5 separate regions of the Homo sapiens genome follow, and all the other regions are linked to region 4. A link is a contact called in ENCODE Hi-C or POLR2A ChIA-PET data. All regions are on one chromosome and are shown on one strand. The core of a region is the stretch at or near the end of the contact, and the rest is flanking DNA. Distances in the headings are between cores, read along the strand shown. Region 1 overlaps CARD11 (caspase recruitment domain family member 11). Region 2 has its middle 19 kb from the start of CARD11. Region 3 holds the start of SNX8 (sorting nexin 8). Region 4 overlaps AMZ1 (archaelysin family metallopeptidase 1). Region 5 holds the start of CARD11 (caspase recruitment domain family member 11).

What was found. Hi-C counts contacts between places; a loop is a spot of excess contacts on that map. ChIA-PET counts read pairs that join two places held with the same protein, here RNA polymerase II (POLR2A). Pooled maps may share reads with other maps.
Region 1: a pooled map shows a loop between it and region 4 (2.0-fold over the local background). The contact joins two enhancer-like sites. A Hi-C loop is called at or near these places in 1 of 168 maps with a recorded cell type or tissue (B cell), 6 of 37 single-sample maps with no recorded cell type and 4 of 50 pooled maps. POLR2A ChIA-PET finds 5 or more read pairs at or near these places in 3 of 52 experiments (B cell, CD8-positive, alpha-beta memory T cell and H1).
Region 2: a pooled map shows a loop between it and region 4 (2.8-fold over the local background). The contact joins two enhancer-like sites. A Hi-C loop is called at or near these places in 1 of 37 single-sample maps with no recorded cell type and 5 of 50 pooled maps. POLR2A ChIA-PET finds 5 or more read pairs at or near these places in 1 of 52 experiments (WTC11).
Region 3: a pooled map shows a loop between it and region 4 (2.9-fold over the local background). The contact joins the promoter of SNX8 here to the enhancer-like site in region 4. A Hi-C loop is called at or near these places in 6 of 37 single-sample maps with no recorded cell type and 6 of 50 pooled maps.
Region 5: a pooled map shows a loop between it and region 4 (3-fold over the local background). The contact joins the promoter of CARD11 here to the enhancer-like site in region 4. A Hi-C loop is called at or near these places in 4 of 37 single-sample maps with no recorded cell type and 7 of 50 pooled maps.

Annotation. Positions count from the first base shown.
Region 1 is chr7:2,970,922-2,973,621 of GRCh38, forward strand. All of the region lies in intron 1 of CARD11 (caspase recruitment domain family member 11), which reads right to left. Among named protein-coding and RNA genes, the nearest start is that of CARD11-AS1, 28 kb to the left of the region's middle. Within about 2 kb of position 1,395, at least 3 of the 41 ENCODE cell types and tissues checked have a DNase peak (open chromatin) inside an H3K27ac peak, as active enhancers do; they include B cell, where a contact is called at or near this core.
Region 2 is chr7:3,061,925-3,064,624 of GRCh38, forward strand. No RefSeq gene overlaps it. Among named protein-coding and RNA genes, the nearest start is that of CARD11, 19 kb to the left of the region's middle. RefSeq lists an enhancer at 1,238-1,557. Within about 2 kb of position 1,312, at least 3 of the 41 ENCODE cell types and tissues checked have a DNase peak (open chromatin) inside an H3K27ac peak, as active enhancers do.
Region 3 is chr7:2,313,005-2,315,741 of GRCh38, forward strand. SNX8 (sorting nexin 8) reads right to left here and starts at 1,437. Exons shown (of 11, transcript NM_013321.4): 1 at 1,324-1,437. The coding sequence starts at 1,417. RefSeq lists silencers at 1,113-1,352, 1,453-1,722 and enhancers at 1,541-2,041, 2,042-2,542.
Region 4 is chr7:2,708,332-2,711,031 of GRCh38, forward strand. It overlaps AMZ1 (archaelysin family metallopeptidase 1), which reads left to right. Exons shown (of 7, transcript NM_001384743.1): 4 at 257-385; 5 at 744-913; 6 at 1,309-1,485. Among named protein-coding and RNA genes, the nearest start is that of AMZ1, 21 kb to the left of the region's middle. RefSeq lists enhancers at 1,213-1,312, 1,232-1,927, 2,073-2,292, 2,303-2,352 and a silencer at 1,473-1,632. Within about 2 kb of position 1,325, at least 4 of the 41 ENCODE cell types and tissues checked have a DNase peak (open chromatin) inside an H3K27ac peak, as active enhancers do; they include B cell, where a contact is called at or near this core.
Region 5 is chr7:3,042,502-3,045,201 of GRCh38, forward strand. It overlaps CARD11 (caspase recruitment domain family member 11), which reads right to left and starts at 1,366. Exons shown (of 25, transcript NM_032415.7): 1 at 1,166-1,366. RefSeq lists a silencer at 1,079-1,428 and an enhancer at 1,294-1,588.

The DNA.
Region 1 (2,700 bases), core at 145-2,644, 260 kb after region 4:
TTGGAAGAAGAAAGAAGTGGCAAGAAAGATCGGGGCTGAGGAGCAGTGAGAAGGAGATTGGAGGGAAGAAAGAAACCTGGATCCCAGCCCAGTCTGGCCCGTATTTTAAAGTCAAGCATTAGCTCAGAGAATGCAAATCAGAGCTACAGCAGAGTGATTTACCAAGGGAACGCAGCGTGATCACTCGGGTCACTACCTGCAGCTCAAATGAAGTTATCTCCAGGGCCCAGAGCTGGCCCCGACCGCATCACAACCTTCCTTTGAGGAGTCAGCAGGCAGCGGGACACACACCAGGCACCCGTCGCTGCCTTCTGCATTTATAAGACACGCTGGAAATACACTTAGAATAGACGCAGCGATCAATTTAAAATGCATTTCTAGTTGTGGGGCCATCTATTTTATGAAATACCCTGCAAATGGATAAATGCAGCAGTGCTTCGAAACACATTCCCAGGTGTTTGAAAGTAACTTTGCCAACTTTTTCCATTGGCTAGAAGGTCAGTATTTTTTTTTGAAATGCAGATTTCAGGTTTTCTTCCATGGTGACAGGGATGTGGTGGTGGAGGCTTCTGCCTCTAGCTTTCTAATCCTCCCATTCTTGTCCCAGGATCCACCAAGAGGTGCAGTCAGGGCAAGTCGCCTCAACCACAGCAGAAGAGCCCAAGGAGGGGTCTGTGTGTCTTTCCCTGGAGCTTCACAGGGCTCCCAGCTCTTCCTTCTAGAAAGGCCTTCAGGTCTGGTCAACCCAAGGTTCAGGAAGCAGCTTTTTTTTTTTGGCCAGGCATGGTGGCTCATGCCTGTAATCCCAGCACTCTGGGAGGCCGAGGCGAGTGGATCACTTGAGGTCAGGAGTTCACGACCAGCCTGGCTAACACGGTGAAACCCCGTTTCTACTAAAAATACGAAATATTAGCTGGGTGTGGTGGTGGGTGCCTGTAATCCCAGCTACGAGGGAGGCTGAGGCAGGAGAATCGCTTGAACCTGGCAGGTGGAGGTTGCAGTGAGCCGAGATTGCACCATTGCACTCCAGCTTGGGCGACAAGAGCAAAACTCCTTTTCAAAGAAAAAAAGACACTTTAAATTTTGTGTGTGTGTGACAAGGTCTTACTCTGCCACTCAGGCTGGAGTGCAGGGGTGCAATCAGAGCCCACTGCAGCCTTGACTTCCTGGGCCCCAGTGATCCTCCCACCTCAAGCCTCCCCAGGAGCTGGGACCGCAGATGTACACCACCACACCCAGCTACTTTTTAAATGTTTCTATTTTAAAGATGGGGGTCTTACTACATTGTCGAGGTTGGTGTTGAACTCCTGGCCTCAAGCCTCAGCTTCCCCAGATGCTGGGATTGCAGGCATGAGCCACCATGCCCTGCCAGATCTGGGTTTTATTTAGGTCTTGGACTTCCTTATTTTAACCCAAGGTGTTCAAGGCTTGAGGTCAACACTGCATTTTCTCATCTATCAGGCTCAGTGGGCAGATTTCCAGGCAGCAGAAGAAAAAGAAGTAGGGTGGTTTTTGAGGGCTAGGCTTGAGTGACTTTAACCTCCTGCACTCAGGAGGTTAAAATATTGTAAGTTGTACTTGCTGCTGTGAAGTGACATCGTTCCCTCCAAAAAGGGCAGGGGTTGTAGGGGAAAGGATTGCAGGAATTCTAATTAAACAAAAAGAAAGTCAAACCAAAAAAAAAAAAAAAAAACCTTTGCATGAAGAGATAAAAACGGCAGTTCCCCTCTGTGTTCTTAGTGGGAAGGATGTGGTCCTGCAGTCAGAGAGTCCTGGGTTTAAACTTCAGTTGTGCCATTTGTTGCTGTGTGGCCTTGGGCATGTTGCTTACCCTCTCTGAGCCCCCTTTTATTGGCTGAGTAGCACTAACATCGTTTTTTGTTGTTGTTGTTGTTGTTTTTTTGAGGTGGAGTCTGCTTCTGTTGCCCAGGCTGGAATGCAGTGGCCCTATCTTGACTCACTGCAACCTCCGCCTCCTGAGCTCAAGCGATCCTCCCACTTCAGCCTCCGGAGTAGCTGGGATGACAGGCATGTGCCACTGCGCTTGCTTATTTATTTATTTATTTATTTGTATTTTTAGTAGAGATGGGGTTTTGCCATGATGGCCAGGCTGGTCTTGAACTCCTGGCCGCAAGTGATCCACTGGCCTCGGCCTCCTAAAGTGCTGGGATTCCAGGCGTGAGCCACCGCTCCTGGCCACGAGTAGCACTAACATCTTAAGGCTACTGTGGCACGTACAGTGGGCAATGCTACTTAGCTACTCAGCCCACCCCCGTCGGAAGCTAGCAGCAAACTCAGGACAGAAACAAGAAGTCACTACCTACTCGTCCTGTGTAATTACCTCCATTCCAAGCAGAATTTAGAGAAAAACTTTAAACATTTACCCTCAAACCTTCTGTCTGAGCTTCCGATTGGAAACTCACCCAGCCGGTGGTGTTGGCATCTTTCTGTGTCTTCCACGTTCCTCTGGGCAGGGACACACTTCATATTTCCTTGTGTACCCTGGCTTAGCAAGTGTGTTCCATAAATCGGCATTTCATATTTATCAAGTGAGTGGTGTCCAGTGGCTAAACGCTGGCTTTCTTTCGCTCATTACAGCTTCTTCCCTTCAGCCGATCAGACCTCTACCTCCCCATGTGTGGGGAGAGCTTTCACTGTGACTGCTTTCCGGTGCCTGCTGTTCCCACCTAGATGGTTCCA
Region 2 (2,700 bases), core at 62-2,561, 350 kb after region 4:
TTGAATATTCTGGGGCCCTTGAATTTCCATATGAATTTTAGGATAAGCTTGTTCAACTTCTGCAAAGAAAAAAAAAACAGCTGGGATTTTGATAGGAAATTGTGTTGAACCTGTAGATCAACTTGAGGAGTATGAACGTGGGTTGTCTTCCTATTTATTTAGATTACCTTTAATTGCTTTTGACAATGTGTTGTAGTTTTCAGTATACAAGTCTTATACTTCTTAGTTATCCCTAAGTATCCTATTCTTTTTGATGCTATTGTACATGAATTGTTTTCTTAATTTTATTTTTGAATGGTTTATTGTTATCATCTAGAAACACAATTGATTTTTGCATATTGATTTTGTATCCTTCAACTTTGCAGAACTCATATTTAGTTTCAATAGTTTTAGTGGGTTCCTTGAGATTTTCTACAAAATCATGTTATCTGAGAATAAGGATTGTTTTACTTCTTCTTTTCCAATCTGGAAGTCTTTCATTTCTTTTTCTTTCCTAACTGCCCTGGCTAGAGGCTCCAGCAGTGGCCAGAGTGGATGACCTTGTCTTGTTGCCACGGGAACTCACTCTTGGGGAGCAGCTGAGTTGGGGGGATGTTGGGAGCCGACTGCAGGAACGGGAGTTCTTGGAATTAACTCCCAGGTAGTATACAATATGTATTAAAGCTTGAGTAATAAAAACTGTGCTAATCCAGAGTGCACATAGCTATTATTAAAACCCAACAGTCACCACAGCAATTGTTTAGAACTTAGCCCGAACAAAGATTTTTTTCTTTTTCGATGAGGAATAGCTGATCATGGGCATTGTGTAGAATTGCTGGTGCATGGTGATAATAGAAACAGTCTAACTCTTCATTGGTTTTATTGTTAATTTTAAATTCTCTACAGACAATGGACCCTTTCCTGCAGGAGCCTGGAGTAGGTGGCTCCCAGTGTGCTCCACCCTTGGGGTGCCAATGCCCACCCCACTTTTCTGACACCCTCTGAAGCCTACTCAGACACAAATCTTTCTCTGATGTGCACACCAGTTCAGCCATGAGCATGGCCTGGGTCTTATCCATTCCTGCCTCCCTTCCGACACTGTGCACACGTGCTTCAGAGTGGAATTGAGACGGCCTGGGCCCCATTGATTGGCACTCTCTGCTCTACCCCAGCACTGGTCTTTGGGGCCCATGTGCAGACAGCCCAGGATGGCAATCACAGGGCTGCAGTGTCTCAGTCCAAAAACCTTTAGGCAGAGCAAACACAAGCTAGAAGGACCCAGTCTGAGTCACTCAGTTCCACTGTGAGTGCATCGTGGGACCCGGGGCCCATGGTGCAGCTCTTTCAGTTTCTCTTCTGTGAAATGAGGACAGTGGTGCAGTCTCAACCTGTTGCCACCACCCAGCCTCCTCCCCTTTCTCCTCCACCTCCTTCCCTGCCCACCTCAGAGTGGAAAGTTTTGTTAAGGTGGCTGTATTATTGAGTCTTCGGGAGGAGTGAGGTGTCAGGAATGAAAAGGGGGAGAAACAGCCTGCTTACATCATTCCTACCCCCTAGCCCCCTAGGGGCTCACATTCTTCTTCTTCTCTTCTTCTTCTTCCTCCTCCTCCTCTTCCTTCTTCCTTCTTTCTTCTGCTTCTCCTCTTCTTCTTCTTCCTCTTCCTCCTCCTCCTCTTCTTCCTTTTATTCCTCCTACTCCTCCTCGTTCGTCTTCTCCTCCTCCTCTTCCTTCTTCTTCTTCTTCTTCTCCTCCTCCTTCTCCTTCTTCTTCTCCTTCTCCCCCTTCTCCTTCTTCTTTCTTCTTCTTTCTTTGTTTTTTAGAGGCAGGGTCTTGCTCTGCCGCCTAGACTGGAGTGCAGGGGTGTGATCCTAGCTTACTGCAGCCTTGAACTCCTGGGCTCAAGCAATCCTCCTGCCTCAGCCTCCCCAGCAGTGGGAATACAGGTGCACACTACCACGCCCAGATAATTTTTAAATTTTCATTTTTGTGGAGATGAAGTCTTGCTACATTGCCCAAGCTGGTTTCAAATTCCTGGGCTCAGGCGATCCTCCTGCCACGGGCTTCCAAAGTGCTGGGATTACAGGCATGAGCCACTCCGCCTGGTTGGGACTCACATTCTTGAGCCTGTGACATACATATTTTAAAATGTGTTTTATTTTTTACATGGATTAGGGGAAAGTGGAGAAGATATGGCTTTCTTACATAAGCCCACTAACTGAGATCAGCGATTTCTAGAAAAAGAGACAGCGAATTGTTTTGAATGACGAAGTGCGTGCCCCTGAGGGAGCTTTAAAGGAGATGAAGCTGCCAGGCTCTACCCAAGTGCCCCCGTGCTTATCACTTCTGGGTGCAAAGGCCCCACTTGCACCAGCTGTAACCACCTGGGACTTTCTGCCTGAAGGTGTTCTCTGTTTTATATGAGTGGCCCTAGGAGCAGCTCTCAGCCCATAACTGGTGGAGTTGCAGGATAAATAACCCAGTTATCTCAACTCTCTGGTAGGGTAACTCCAAGGTATGTTCTGTCCTGTCTCCTGGAGGCTCCTAGCAGGACTGCATTCCAGTTGCCTATCATGGGGACTGGATCCAGGATGAACATGTTATCTGTTGCAGGCAAAGGGAAGAGGTCTGAGAGAGGATCTCTTGGGAATCCCAGGAGGCAGGGACACCTTTTTTTTTTTTTTAAGAATTTTTTTTTTCAGAGATGAGGTCTTGGTATTTTG
Region 3 (2,737 bases), core at 187-2,686, 400 kb before region 4:
CTCCTGCCTCAGCCTCCCGAGTAGCTGGGACTACAGGCGCCCGCCACCGCGCCTGGCTAATTTTTTTTGTATTTTTAGTAGAGACAGGGTTTCACCGTGTTAGCCAGGATGGTCTTGATCTCCTGACCTCGTGATCCGCCCGCCTCGGCCTCCCAAAGTGCTGAGATTACAAGCGTGAGCCACCGTGCCCAGCCATGTTTAGCCTCATTAACCCAAATCCCTTAAAGAGAAATACAAGAGGCCAGGCGCGGTGGCTCACGCCTGTAATCCCAGCACTCTGGGAAGCTGAGGTGGTTGGATCACCTGAGGTCAGGAGTTCGAGACCAGCCTGGCCAACATGGTGAAACTCCGTCTCTACTAAAAATACAAAATTTAGCCGAGTGTCATGGTGGATGCCTGTAATCCCAGCTACTCAGGAGGCTGAGGCAGGAGAATCGCTTGAACCCGGGAGGCGGAGGTTGCAATGAGCCGAGATCGCACCATTGCACTCCAGCCTGAGTGACAGTGAGAATCTGTCTCAAAAAAAAAAAAAAAAGAAAAGAAAAGAAAAAGAAAAAAGAAAAAGACAGAAATACAGGCCAGGCACGATGGCTCATGCCCGTACTCCCAGCACTTTGGGAGGCCAAGGCAGGAGGACCGCTTGAGGCCAGAAGCTCCAGACCAGCCTGGACAACATAGCAAGATCCCATCTCTACAAAAATAAAAAAAATTACCGGGCGTAACTGCACGCGCCCGTAGTCCCAGCACTTTGGGAGGCTAAGGCGGAGGATCACTTGAAAGAGAGAGAAAAGCAGCTACACATCTATAGATTCGGTTCACAGATGAGAAAACAGAGGTCCCGAGAGGTGAAATTACTGGCCCAAGACCACACAACCGACAGGAGCTTGGGAGAGAGGATGTGGCTAGGAAAGGCGCCCAAGTCCGGGGAAGTGGCCCCCAGTGCCATCGCTCAGCGTGACCAGGCAGGGCAGAAGAGCAGGGCACCAGGAACGGGGCGAGGAGGAAACTGTCCCCGAGGACGCCTCTGAGAGCCCCGGGAAAGCGCCTCGGAACGCGGCCAGCTGTAACCTGGACAGGGCTCTCCCGGCGCAGGAGGGCAGGGGACCCCGAGGGACGGAGGCGCGAGAGAGCACGGGGACCCCCAAAGGACAGGCGCGCAGGAGGGCAGGGGGACCTCCGAGGGACTGGGGCGTGGGGCCGAACGCGGGGCGCGGGGGCAGGAAACGAGTCGGGGACCAAGCGCGGCGGCTGAGCCCCGTCCGCCGGGGGTGGTCGGGCCGCGCGCCCTGGGCAGGTGGGGGCTACCGCCGCCCCACGCCCTACCTGACGCCGGGGGATCCGCCTCCTCGTCAGCCTCCGCCTCAGCTGCCGCCCCGACTGCAGCCGCGGGCAGCGGGTCCATCGCGCGGCCAGTCATGTGAGCCCGCGCTCCCACGTGACTTCCTCCCGCGCCACCCGGCCGCGCAGCCCTGCCGCGCCGCGCCCTCGCCCCGCCCACACCCCGCCTGGTCACGCCCCCTCCCCCGCGCGCCACGCCCACAGTCCGCCCCTGCGGGCCCGCCGCGCTCCTCGCCCGGCCTCGCCACGCCTACAACCCGCCTAGCCACGCCCACATGCCCCTCCCCGTCCACGTGGACACGGAGCCTGCTGGTGGCGCAGGTTACCTCCCCTCAGGTTGGACCTCCGGACTCGCAGGTGCACTACCTCAGGCGCAAGCCTGCACCCACCGCACCCTCATTCACTCCCATCTCTCCTCGCCCAGTCACGCCCTTGTTCGCTCATTCACCGGTTACACTGGGGTTTTCTGACTCGCACTTCCTCATTCATCCACTCACCCACTCATTCGCTCACCCACGCACTGCATCCTGCATTCATTCATTCACCCACTCACTCACTGCATCCTACATTCATTCATCCACTCACACACTCACTCACCGCATCCTGCATTCATCCAGCCACTCACTCACTCACTGCATCCTGCAATCATTCACCCACTCACTCACTGCATCCTGCATTCATTCATTCACCCACTCACTCACTGCATCCTGCATTCATTCATTCACCCACTCACTCACTGCATCCTACATTCATTCATCCACTCACACACTCACCGCATCCTGCATTCATCCAGCCACTCACTCACTGCATCCTGCATTCATTCATCCAGCCACTCACTCACTGCATCCTGCATTCATTCATTCACCCACTCACTCACTGCATCCTGCATTCATTCATTCACCCACTCACGCACTGCATCCTGCATTCATTCACCCACTCACCCACTCACTCACTGCATCCTGCATTCATTCATTCACCCACTCACCCACTCACTCTCTGCATCCTGCATTCACTCATTCACTCACTTATTGCATCCTGCATTCATTCACCCACTCACCCACTCACTCACTGCATCCTGCATTCATTCATCCACCCACTCACTCATGCACTGCATCCTGCATTCATTCATCCATTCACTCACTCACTCACTTACTGCTTCTTCATACGTTCATTCACCCACTCACTCACTGCATCCTGCATTCATTCATCCACCCACTCACTCATGCACTGCATCCTGCATTCATTCATCCATTCACTCACTCACTCACTTACTGCTTCTTCGTACATTCATTCACCCACTCACGCACTGCATCCTGCATTCATTCATTCACCAACCCACTCACTGCATTCTGCATTCATTCAGTCACTCACTCACTGCATCCTGCATTCATTCATTCAC
Region 4 (2,700 bases), core at 75-2,574:
GCCTCTCCAGCGTCCCCACTGGGCTGTCCATGGCCTTTGACTTACCATGTCCTGATCTCCAAATGGCCCTGGCTGTCACTCCACATCATGCAGTACTGTGTGCCCTCAGGTCACACCAAACGCTGGTGGCCCACACCTGACTTGGGAAGGGGCAGGGCCCAGGCAGAGGAAGAGGATGACGGGGTGCCAGCCTGAGCCTGGAAGATGGGGGTCCCCGGCTGCCTCCTGACCCCATCCTCTGGCCCTCTCCCCGCAGACGGCATCCTGTCCTTCTTGAAGAACAACAAGCCAGGGGACGCGCTGTGTGTGCTGGGCCTCACACTGTCTGACCTGTACCCCCATGAGGCCTGGAGCTTCACCTTCAGCAAGTTCCTTCCAGGGCACGGTGAGCCGGGGCCCCAGCAGCTGTGCGTGGGGGGTAGCCTGGCATGGGGCTGTGGCCTCCGTGGCTGCAGGGCACCCTCTTTGCTTTTGCTTCAAGCACCCTCCTGGTGGAAGTCAACACCTGTGCATGGGAATAGATGGCCCCTTCCAGCTCCTCCTGAGGAATGGCATAGGGGCTGTTCCTCAGCTGTGGCGTCTGCCCCAGGGCCCAACTTCATGTGGGCAGGACAGGGCCTCCCAGGACTGGTATGTCTTTGGGCCATGGCCAGCTTGCATGAGAGCATGAGGTGGGTTTGACGGTGGGCCCCCCAGAGCCAAGGCTGACCCCTGAGAGTGCCCTTCTCTCCATCTCTCTCCAGAAGTGGGCGTCTGCAGCTTCGCCCGGTTCTCAGGGGAATTCCCGAAGTCGGGGCCCAGCGCCCCTGATCTGGCCCTGGTAGAGGCAGCAGCAGACGGCCCCGAGGCCCCCCTGCAGGACAGGGGCTGGGCCCTGTGCTTCAGTGCCCTGGGGATGGTTCAGTGCTGCAAGGTGGGTGGGGGCTCTGGGGCTGGTAAGAGGGGACAGGAGGGTGCTGTCTGAGCCCTTGGTGCCTCGGTCTGTTACACTGCCCCATCCTCACAGTGAAGTGGATGGACCCCTAACTCTATGGAATGAGGAAAGCAAGGCTACACAGCTATGAAGCAGCAGGGGAGGGATTAGAGCCCCAAGCCCCTATCCTGTGTGGCCTCCCACCCTGACTCACCTTTCCCCTGGGGCCCTGAAAGTGGCCTGTGCCGCCTGGGGCAGGGGGAGGGCGCCTGGACCACCTCCCGGCCATCTGGCCTCACCCAGGTCCTCATTTTGGTCCTGCTGGGGCTGCCTGGGGATCTGCCGGATGCAGGGGCAAGGCAGTGAGGCAAGGTGCTTGGTGGCCTTCCCCCCAGGTCACGTGCCACGAGCTCTGCCACCTTCTGGGCCTGGGGAACTGCCGCTGGCTCCGCTGCCTCATGCAGGGTGCGCTCAGCCTGGACGAGGCCCTGCGGCGGCCCCTGGACCTCTGTCCCATCTGCCTGAGGAAGCTGCAGCATGTCCTGGGTTTCAGGCTCATCGAGAGGTACCAGGTGAGTGGCTGAGTTGCGCTGCCCGGCTGCTGGGACCTGCGCTCCGGAGGCCCGCGAGCGCCGCCTGGAGGCTACGCAGGGCATGGGGACCGCACACAGGCTTTGTCAACTGCCGGGTTCCAGGCAGTGCAGAGCCCTGGGACCTGCGCTGGGGTTGAGCTCCATCCGGATCTCACTGGCAGTAGATCGAGTCCTGCCAGGGCCCGCGTGTGGTGGCTGTGACTGGGAGGTTGCAGCGGGGTCGAGTGGGGACGAGGGCTTTTCTCCCTCTGTCAGGAAGAGCTGGCATTGGAGCCCAGCCGGCGGGTGGCACGGTCTTCCCAGGGTAACTTTCTCTTTGCTTTCCCGTCACCCACACTTGGGTCACTGCTGCTCAGAGGAGGCACAGGCCCCTTGCGAGGAGGTGGGAGCTGACACAACAAGGCTTGTTGGAGGTGGCCTCCATTCCTAACTCCCTCTGTCGCCTGGGTGGGGTTGCCGAGCAAAGGGCTCGTCCGTATTCATGGACATTTGTTTGCAAGCTCAAAAGCTTTACTCTGAGTTCTGAGTGCAAAGGCAGGTGGTGGTAATTTTTCTTCAAACCCAGCTTTGGACTACAACCAGTTATAAGGTGCTCACTGCGTACAGGCACCAGAGCAGTCAATGAAACCGCGCTGGAAAGCCCCTGCATCCTCCTCCCGCCCGTTGAGGCAAGTGGGGGTGTGGTTCCCGGACCGAGCCTGTCAGAATCCCCTGCAGGGCCTAGCTGGGCCCTCCTTCCTTCTGGGGTAGAGTGAGGAGCTGTATCTTGCAGGGTCCTGGGTGACACTGAACTAGAGGCCGTGGCATTTCTAGCTCACAGTGCTGGAATCTCTCTGCAGGGATCCTCTCTGAAGACTCTGGCAGTCAAGGGAAGGTGAAGGGGGCACAGAGGAAACAGCTTTTCCAAGTGTAAGGAGAAGAGCCTGTGACTTGGGGGGAACCCAGGCGCAGCCATGGCTGAGGGTAGGAGCATCTCCCGAGGGTACAGGTGGCGTGATGGCTGGTCAGCACCTGGTGATGCCTTGTAAAGGTTGCTGCTGCCAGCTGTGCCCCGTCAAGGGGCAGCTCTTAGTACCTTCCTGAGGCTGTGTAACAGGCACAGGGGCAGCTTGGTCTGCAGAAAGGGTTGAGAGCTCTCATTTGATGCCTTCACCTGGGGTCTTGTGCAACCATCTGACATGAACTTTTAGAAAG
Region 5 (2,700 bases), core at 116-2,615, 330 kb after region 4:
TCTCTTTACAGATGCCTTGCTGGGGAGAGAACCGGAGTTTCCGCGAAAGCGCAGAAGTGGACACTTACGGAGAAATTCCTGTCCTCATATCAATTCCCGGCTCCCGGGATTTCCGGCACGCATTATGCACAGGCTGAGCGCTCAATAAATGTGGAATGAACGATCGACTATTTTTCTCCCCTTTCTGGTAGGTTGGTAACCTTATACCTTCAAGACGAGTCATAAATATTAGGAGAAAATGTTTTGAACTACAAATCAAAGGCTTTGAGAGCAGGCCAGGCAGAGAGAGGTCAGTTTGGTCCAAGACCAAGTTTGTGTGGGCAGCCCCGAAGCTCACAGCTGAGACCACTGTCCATGAACCTGGGTCCCCGTGACAGCCTCCAGCGGTGCTCAGAGCCCCCGAGGGACAGAAACACCCTCTCTGCCCCTATCTGCAGAGGGGGCTCAGCAGAAGGCCTGGTGGCCCCATCGGGCCTGGAGGGGCCTCCTGGGGGAGGTGGCTTTCAGGCCTGAGGCCGCTAGGACCTGCTCCGGGTTTCAGTCGGGAACCTGGGCCCTCTCCTGTGCCCCCGCCACCCCCTTTCTAGTACAGTCCCCGCGGGGGGCTGTCCTCTCCCATCTCCCAGCTCCACACCCACTTTTGGTGCGGCTGCCCTTCCTCCCTGAGCCAGGCCCCACCTTCCCAGGAGCCTCTGAGTCAGGCTGGGCTGTGGTCTGCAAACTTCCGGGCCTTTCAGGTGTCAGAAAAGTTTCTCTTCCTCCCTCTGGGGCAGGTGCACCAAGGGGCTGCAGCCTCCTGACCCCCGATTTTTTCCTGTCCAGTAGGAGGAGGTGGGGGCTTTGCTGGGCGGTGATACTCAGAGACGCTCAAAGAGACACGGAGGAGAGGCACACGAGGTGGAAAGTGAGGGAGAAAAAGGGTTGGAAGGGAAAAAGGGGAGAGGAGAGTGAGAGAGAGAAGGGGGGCAGGGGGACAGAGATGGAGAGGGAAGGATACCCCCAGCATCGCGGGACCAGCGGGAGCCACTCCCATCCCCCGACGCCCCCCCCGCCACCGTGTCATCTCACTGATGCCCCCCATCTCCTCCCCGTGCCCTCTTCTCTTCCCCCAACTCCCCGCCTCGTGCTCCCCCTCCGCCAGCTCCCCCATCCCCGCTGCGCCTACCTGGGGCGCTCATGCTCCGCCAGCCAGCTGCGCGGGGCGCCTCCTCCACGCAGGCCTCCGGCTTCCTCCAGGCGACCAGGCCCTCCGTCCCCCCGGGCCCGGAGCCGTCCTCCGAGGGGCGCCGCCCGCCCAGGGGCTGCAGGGCCGGGAGGGGGCTGCGGGCGGCGCGGGCAGGAGTCCGAAGGCCAGAGGAGGCAGGAGAGAAAAAAGGAGAGAAAGTATGTCATAGGCTGGGAGGGGCGGGGGAGGGAAATGCAAAACCCGACAGGAAATGAGACTAAAAAATGCGAAAGGTTAGAAAAAGATAAGGAAGAGAGGGAGGGGGCGGAGTCGGTGCTTCGGGAGGAGGGCGGCAAGGAGGTGGGGGTGGGAGTGGGGACAGGGCCGGGGGTGGGGGTGCTTGGGGACAGATCAGGGAGCCGGAGATGGGGAGACCAAGGCGAGTCTCAGGGCCCAGCCCACCTGCATCAGTCGGGGTGAGGCTGGACCAGTCTGGGCATCAGTCCCCACCCAGCCGTGACCCCCGGCAGAGTCCAGGTGGGGCCTTGGGAGGGGCTCTCTCCCTTCTAGGTTCTCCAGGGCACTGGCTCCCGAGATCTAGCTGAATTTCTGAAGAAATTCCAGAGCCTGTCACTGCAATGGGAGGGGAACGGGGTGCCCCACATCAAATCCTGCAGCCTCCTACACCCCAAGCCTCTTTCCTCCCTCAGCCCCTGTTCTGGAAGCTTCCTGGGCATGCCGGGTGGTCAGCACCCCTTCAAAGGCCTTCCTCACCCCGACAGCTTTGGGGTCCAAGACACCCACCATCAGCTTGTGCCCTCGATGTTCCGGTGAAGTATACTTGTAAGAGAAACTGTGATTTGGATGTCATCATTTTACTTTATTTTTATTTTTTGAGATGGAGTCTCGCTCTGTCACCCAGGCTGGAGTGCAGTGGCACAATCTCAGCTCACTGCAAGCTCCACCTCCTGGGTTCAAGCGATTCTCCCACCTCAGCCTCCCGAGTAGCTGGGACCACAGGCGTGCACCACCAAACTTGGCTAATTTTTGTATTTTTAGTAGAAATGGGGTTTCAACATGATGGCCAGGCTGGCCTCGAACTCCTGACCTCAAGTGATATGCCCACCTCAGCCTCCCAAAGTGCTGGGATTACAGGCATGAGCCTCTGCGCCCAGCTGGATGTCATCATTTTAATAATTTACCCCAAATGGCCATCGTCATGGGTGGGATGGTCCCAAGGGTTTACATGGATTGCAGACTCAAAAATCTGGATGAAAGAAAATGTGATACACACACACACGCCATGCAATACTACTCAGCCATAAAAAAGAACGAAATAAAGTATTTTGCAGCAACTTGGATGGAACTGGAGGCCATTATCCTAAGTGAAGTAACTCAGGAGTGGAAAACCAAATACTACATGTTCTTATTTAAAAGCGAGAGCTAAGCTATGGGTAGGCAAAGGCAGGCAGAGTGGGATCATGGACGTTGGAGACTCAGAAGGGGGAAGAATGGGAGGGGGTAGGGGATGAAAA